Regions from separate parts of the Homo sapiens genome. Here region 2 is linked to region 1. A link is a contact called in ENCODE Hi-C or POLR2A ChIA-PET data. All regions are on one chromosome and are shown on one strand. Each heading gives the region's core, a stretch centred on a gene start or an enhancer-like site at or near the end of the contact. The rest is flanking DNA. Distances are from core to core; before and after follow the strand shown. Region 1 overlaps CACNA2D2 (calcium voltage-gated channel auxiliary subunit alpha2delta 2). Region 2 holds the start of RASSF1-AS1 (RASSF1 antisense RNA 1).

What was found. A loop is a pair of places that touch in the nucleus more often than their neighbours do. ChIA-PET counts read pairs that join two places held with the same protein, here RNA polymerase II (POLR2A). Pooled maps may share reads with other maps.
Region 2: a pooled map shows a loop between it and region 1 (5-fold over the local background). The contact joins the promoter of RASSF1-AS1 here to the enhancer-like site in region 1. A Hi-C loop is called at or near these places in 3 of 50 pooled maps. POLR2A ChIA-PET finds 5 or more read pairs at or near these places in 4 of 52 experiments (H1, HEK293T, WTC11 and 1 more).

What each region holds. Positions count from the first base shown.
Region 1 is chr3:50,448,985-50,452,305 of GRCh38, reverse strand. All of the region lies in intron 2 of CACNA2D2 (calcium voltage-gated channel auxiliary subunit alpha2delta 2), which reads left to right. Among named protein-coding and RNA genes, the nearest start is that of CACNA2D2, 53 kb to the left of the region's middle. Within about 2 kb of position 2,030, at least 22 of the 41 ENCODE cell types and tissues checked have a DNase peak (open chromatin) inside an H3K27ac peak, as active enhancers do.
Region 2 is chr3:50,336,101-50,339,438 of GRCh38, reverse strand. It overlaps RASSF1-AS1 (RASSF1 antisense RNA 1), which reads right to left and starts at 1,928. Exons shown (of 1, transcript NR_109831.1): 1 at 1,139-1,928. RASSF1 (Ras association domain family member 1) reads left to right here. Exons shown (of 6, transcript NM_007182.5): 2 at 1,428-1,534. RefSeq lists enhancers at 1,065-1,154, 1,235-1,494, 1,322-1,893 and silencers at 1,965-2,144, 2,215-2,524.

The sequences.
Region 1 (3,321 bases), core at 781-3,280:
GGGAACCACACCTGTGAGGGGTGAAGGACGCAGGGTTGGGCAGCAGGAAAAGTTGGGCTGTGAGGCATTCTCAAGCCTGAGCCAATTCCACAGACAGCCCTGGAGGTGGGCTGGCCCATCAGAGCTGTCCCCATTGAGGCCAAGGGACCAGGCCTCTGTGCACCCCCACTCCACCTCTGTGACCACAGGCAGTGGAGCCACATCTGCTCGGGGTACAGCCTGGGGAGGGACTCGGATGAGAGGAGTCAGCAGGCAACACCCTTGGCAGTGAGGGGATGAGGGCCTCGTGCCGAAGGGGTAATCTGGGTGATGCAGCCCAGCATCCACATCATGAGACTTGTGCAGCTTGGACCCAGGTTCTGGTTATGCCTCTTGCCAGCGCTGAGGCCTCGGGTGAGTCACAAGAACTCTCTGAACCCAGTATCCCACCTGCAAAATGGACCATTGCCACGCCTCCACCTCCTGGGGTTGGTTAGGAGTGGGGTCTGAGGTGGGCTCTGAGACACAGTGTGAGCTTGAAGGGTGCACCTGTGGGACAGGGCCAGGTTCCAGTCACCATCCAGGTGGGAACTAGGGGGCCTCTCAGCAGGCTCCCCATCCTCTCACTGGACAGGCCCCTGGCAGCCAGGTTTGAGGAAATGGGAGACATGGGCTAAGTCTGTACCATCGATAAAACCCATGGAAGTTGTCCAAGCACTTGGTCAAGGGGCCAGGGATGAAAATAGTGGAGGGGCATGCAGAGGGTATCTGCTCAGCCTGCTCAGTGGGTTAATTAGCGTGGATGGAGGTAGGCTGGGTTCAGGGGCCTGAACTTCAGGATGACTGGTAGTGTTCAACAAAGTGTCAGGCAGCCTGGGGAGGGGCCTTAAAACAGCCCCTGGGCCGTGCGTGTTGACTCATGCCTGTAATCCCAGCACTTTGGGAGGCCGAGGTGGGCAGATCACCTGAGGTCAGGAGTTCAAGACCAGCCTGGCCAATATGGTGAAACCCATCTTTACTAAAAATACAAAAAATTAGCTGGGCATGGTGGCGCACACCTGTAATCCCAGGTACTCGGGAGGCTGAGGCAGGGGAATCGCTTGAACCCAGGGGGCAGAGGTTGCAATGAGCCGAGATCGCGCCATTGCACTCCAGCCTGGGCAACAAAAGTGAAACTCCGTCTCAAAAAAAAACAGCCCCTGGTGGGAGGGATAAAAGTGATGATGGCAGAGGCAGGGTGGCTGTCCATGGAGGGGGCACTAAGGGCCATTGGGGTGGATGAGGAGCCCCTACAGAGGTCATGGACTGGTCACTTTTGAGGCCTCTGTAGGCACAGTGGTTTTGTACACACCACAAATGAGTCCTCATTTCCAAGGGCCCCATGTAGGCGGGGAGACAGCTCAGAGGCAGGTCCCATGTCCAGGACTGGCACAGGGTCAGAGCCCCTGGGTCTTGTTGGCTAAGGACACCCGTGACATCGGCCAGTGTGGCTGGTGCGGTGGGGTGTGACGTCGGCGGGCGTCTTGCGGATGTGACTGTGGGCAGGGAGGGGAGGCCTGCCGATGGGAAGGGAAGGCTCTGAGTCAGGCATGCGCGCAGCAGGCCTGCCTTTTACAAACGATCATCAGCCTCAGTGTTCCAACAGCCTCTTTCACTCTGTAAAAGCCTTTTCTTTGGAAAAATAAAAGAAGATTGGAGGCAAGTACAATATTTGGCTGTGGCGGCTGCTAATTTGGCGCTGAATGTCACCTCCGCCTTTCTCTTCTCTGATGCCAAGTGCTCCTTTCCTGGCTCTGGTGGGCGAGAGCAGGGTGATGGGGGTGCAGGGCGGGCTCCAGAGCCTCTTAAGATTCGAGATTCATTTCCTTAAACACACATTGTCTCACTCCAATTTCACGTCCGAGCAGTTCTGGCGAGGAATTAGCAGCTCCTGGGAGAGAGTGGCGGGTTCTGTTTACACGGGGCGGGGGCAGGGTAGGGGAGGCGGTGCGGGGGTAGGTGGGGCTTGGGGCCCATTTGCACAGGAAGCCCACACAGGAACTGGGTCAGGGACTGCCTCACCTGACCCGAGGGCCCTCAAAGGGAGCCAGGCCGATCCGCTGTCAAAAGAATGTGTGAATCCTGCCCCATTTTAGATGTCCTGTGTGCATGGAAGGTGGGGCTGTATAGTGATTTTGGGGGCAAATCAAGAATATTGGGCTTTCAGGTTGGCCTAAGTCTCCACTGAGAGGACTGGTTGAGACCTGGGGGCCACCTTTAGCTTGCCCCCTTCTGTGGCTTGGGGCTCACAAACTCTGGAGGCTGCAGTTTGCTTTGAGTCAGGCTCCATGGACCCCTCCTCACATGGAGCCTCACCTCCCACTATGTCCCCTCCACAGCCCTTGTGAGCTTGGGTGGTGACAGTCCTGTCATTGTGTGGGAGAAGCAGCTCCACTTCATGGGTGAAGCCCCAGAACCCAGCCCTAGGTCTCTCTCCCACCTACTCAGTCCCTAGGGCCCGGGCTGAATGCCTGTGTCTCTGATGGGGAGTGTGGTGGGCAGTCCTGGGAGTACAGGCTCCCCCCGCCCCAGGCCACCCTCTCTTCATGGCCTCAAGGTCATTCTGAGTGTGGTGTGGCGGAGGCATCACAGGGCCACGCTTTAAGACCCTTCTTAATGGTGTCCTTTCAGGCTGACACTATTTTCATCCCTGGCCTTGATTTGGGCCTTCTTGGCTGGGCTTGTTTTTGTATGGCTTCTGAGGCTGGGTCTGCCCTTTTATGCCCTTTCTGCCTTCCCCATGCCTAAAATCCACAGTCACCCCCTAGTCCCAACCACTACCCCTGAGGAATCTCAGCAGGGCTGCGCAGCCATGGAGGTGGCATCAGGGTTGAGCCTAAGGAGTGCTATGGAGGGTGGCCCATCCCCCAGCTCTCCTGGGCGACTGCTCATGCATCACCTCCTAGAGGGGAGACCTGCTAATTTGTCAGCCCATTAGCTGGGCACGAGCAGCATATGGACCCAATTCCTGCTACCCTCTTCCTGCCCACCTCTGATAGCATCATCAGGGCTCATGGTGAGGTCCTAGGTCCAGGGTTGGATCACAGGGGTGGGGGGCTGCCATCTTGCTCCGAGGCTGAGCCCCTCAATGAGGCAGCCGAGGGTTTGTTCCTCTCTTGGCTTCAACGAATCTACCTTAGGAGTTCAGTGATGAAGCCTCTCTAAGCCACTGGCTAAGAAGGGCCCTGCTTTTAGGAAACTGGGCTTTATTTTTAGTGTTCAGAGAAAGATAATTTTTTCTCGCCCACCATCAGCAGGAAGATCAGTCGTTTTCGTGATGTTTCCAGATCCTCTTGTCTGTGG
Region 2 (3,338 bases), core at 679-3,178, 110 kb after region 1:
AGCCGAGATCGTGCCACTGCCCTCCAGCCTTGGCGACAGAGTGAGACTCTGTCTCAAAAAAAAAAAAAAAAAAAAAAAGAACAAGGCTGGGACATTGCAGCGTTCTCAAAGAGAAATAAAGTAGCCATGGAGATAAGAAGCAGGATGATTTGGGCATGTTTATCAGAGGTAGAGACAAGGGAGAAATCAAAGATAAGTTTGGGCTTTTGTCTCCAGTAACTGGGAGCCTAGTGGCCATTTTTGCTGCAAAGAGGAAGCTGGGCAAGTGTAGCAGTGAGGCTGAAGAAAAGGGAATTAAATTTTGGCCATGTTCACTTGAAACGTCTTTTAGACATCCTAGTGAAGGTACTGGCACGGAGGATCTAGTCTGAGGGTTTAGGTCAGTGTTTCAGCCGTGGATCTGGGGCAGATGAATGTAGACAGACCAGGCCAGTGATCAGGACTGAGCCCAGACTTCATCGTGAGATATGGAAGTTGAGTCAGAATCTGCAAAGGAGCTGAGCAGGAGCTGCAGGGGGTAGGAGGAAAACTGGGAGAGTGTAGCCCCTGGGAGTCAAAGGGAGCAAGCTTCAAATGATGCTGAGGGGGTGAGAATGGAGAATGGAACACTGGATTCCATTTGGTAGTACACAGATCGCTGAGGACCCTGTCCCGGGCAGTTTCCTGGAGGAAGAGGCAAGCCTGGCTGGAGTGGGTAGAGGGGAGAGTGAAGGCGAAGGATTAGAGTGTATAGAGACCAGTGTCTTGGTCTGAGGGGAGTAGAGACAGGTGACAACCACAGGGCAGACGTAGGTTAAAGGTGTTTAGTTTTTCCTTCAAGTAAATGGGCAGATGTATTCCATATACGTTCCCAGTGAAGGGCCGGGTGCGGTGGCTCAAGCCTGTAGTCCCAGCACTTTGGAAGGCCGAGGCGGGTGGATCACCTGAGATCAGGAGTTTGAGACCAGCCTGGCTAACATGGTGAAACCCCGTCTCTACTAAAAATACAAAAATTAGCTGGGCATGGTGGCGGGCGCCTGTAATCCTAGGTACTCAGGAGGCTGAGGCAGAAGAATCGCTTGAACCCAGGAGGCGGAGGTTGCGGTGAGCCGAAATCGCGCCATTGCACTCCAGCCTGGGTGACAAAAGCAAGACGCAGTTTTTTGTTGTTGTTTTTTTAATTGCCAATGAGGAAAGGGGAAGTTCTGTGCTAGGCGATAGAGATCCAACTGTTGAGCAGGCCTCTCTGCCTGTGGCCTTCCGGCCGGTTTCCAGACGCCCAGGTGGCCAACATTAGAGTCCGCGTAGCAGTGTGAGGTAACCCACTGAGATAGGTCGGGCCTGCGGAGCCTGGCGAGCAGCGGCCCTCTCCCTGGGGCTTCCCTTCAATCTCCGGGACATTTCCCCGACCTGGAGCTCCTCCGCCTCACCGCCAGGCCTCTCTGCAGATTGCAAGTTCACCTGCCACTACCGCTGCCGCGCGCTCGTCTGCCTGGACTGTTGCGGGCCCCGGGACCTGGGCTGGGAACCCGCGGTGGAGCGGGACACGAACGTGGTGAGCGCGGGGCCGAGGGCGTATGGGAAGGGCGAGGATGGGCAGGCCACAGTGCAGGCATTCTCGAGGGCTGCCTGGGTGCCGCGCGCAAGGAGCGTTCTAATTGCCGATTTCCCGGCGGCACAGAGAGGCTAATTCTGCGCGGGGGCTGGGAGGGGAGCCTGGATTGCCGGCTCCGCAAGTACTCCACCCGCTGCAAGCGGACCCGGGCCCAGGCTGACCCAGGCTCCGCGCACGCGCACTTCCCGCACCTTCCCGCCCTCGCCTCCGGCCAGAGGCCACTCTTGTGCGCTTGCCCGGACGCTGGCACCCGCCCCCGTTCCCTGTGGTAGGTGGGGTCTGTGAGTGGAGCTCCGGAGCGATGAGGTCATTCCTGGGGGCGAAGCGTGCGTGTCCCCGCCCCGGCGTTCCTGCCCCAATGAGACAAGAGCTAGATCCCGGCGATCTACGTTTCAGTCTTAACGGTTGCGGCGCGGCTCTGGCCCGGGCGCACGCGCACACTGACACGCGTACACGCACGCACGCGACCGGGGCGGTGGTTGGCGGCTACGGACGCGCAGGACTGGGGGACGGGCGGGTACGGCTATGGGCGAGGCGGAGGCGCCTTCTTTCGAAATGACCTGGAGCAGCACGACGAGCAGTGGCTACTGCAGCCAAGAGGACTCGGACTCGGAGCTCGAGCAGTACTTCACCGCGCGAACCTCGCTAGCTCGCAGGCCGCGCCGGGACCAGGTGGGAGCCAGGGGGTGCCGGCGGGCGGGAGGGGAAGCGGTCGCTGGAGCTCCGCCCTCCCCGGTCCGTTGCCGCGTCCTGGGTCGGTGGGCAGCCCCACCCTCCTGGCTACGTGGCTCCCCGCGGGTCCTGGCCGGGGACCTGCCCGCGGAACCGTGCGTAAGACCCCGATTCCACCGCCTAGATGCTGGGTGCCGGGGCCCCCTTGGTTTCTGTCACAGACAGGTTGAACACGGAAAAAGCAGCTGTATGGCTTGTGGTAGACCTGAGCCGGGCATTATCCAGCTATGACTAAAGCCGACCGAGCAGTTTGGACTAGCACCTCGATTTCCGCGTTCGAATGCTCCTGCTCCCTCCTTGGGGAGACTAGGGGAGGATGTGGAGAGGGAAGAGTCCTCGCCAGGAATTGAGAAGTATGTTTAGGAAAACTTGAGAGGCAGAGAGAGATCCTGCTCCTCCATCTGCACTCCTGTATGGAGCCAGCTGAGCCCTCACCTCTTCCCTGTTCTGGCCTGTCACCAGCTGCTGGAATGTGGAAGATTCTGTTCCCTTCCTCTAGGGTGGATCTGGAGAAAGATTTGGGAATAGATAGGAAAGAAGTCTTGTTTTGGACCATAAGCATTCAGGAGCACTTTACCCACAGGAAGGGGGAAAGCTAGATTATAAAATGCCTAAAGAGGTGGAAAAAGAGATCCAGGTTACTAACCCAGGACTGTAAGGTGTCTCGGAACCTCCTAGGTATCCCCATTATCGGAGAACTGTGTGCCAGATGCCATTGGTGTGACCACCAGGCTCAGAGAACCAGGCCTAGGCACCAGGAAAAAGAAACAGGGACTGTGAAGCTCAGTATGCCTGGCAGAAATGGGGCGGAAATCCTTATTTAAGTAAAGAAAGTGGAGTTGTGAGTGATGCTTCAGATAAAATTTTACAAAATTCCTTACAAAATGGGTGGTGCTCAGCACGCCAAAATCTTAGCCCAGAGCTTGGGTGCAAGGGTTGAGTTGAGTGTAGACCCCTGGGCTTGTCTTCATGTCAGTCAGTCCTGAGCCATTTTCCACTGTGGAAAGGTGGG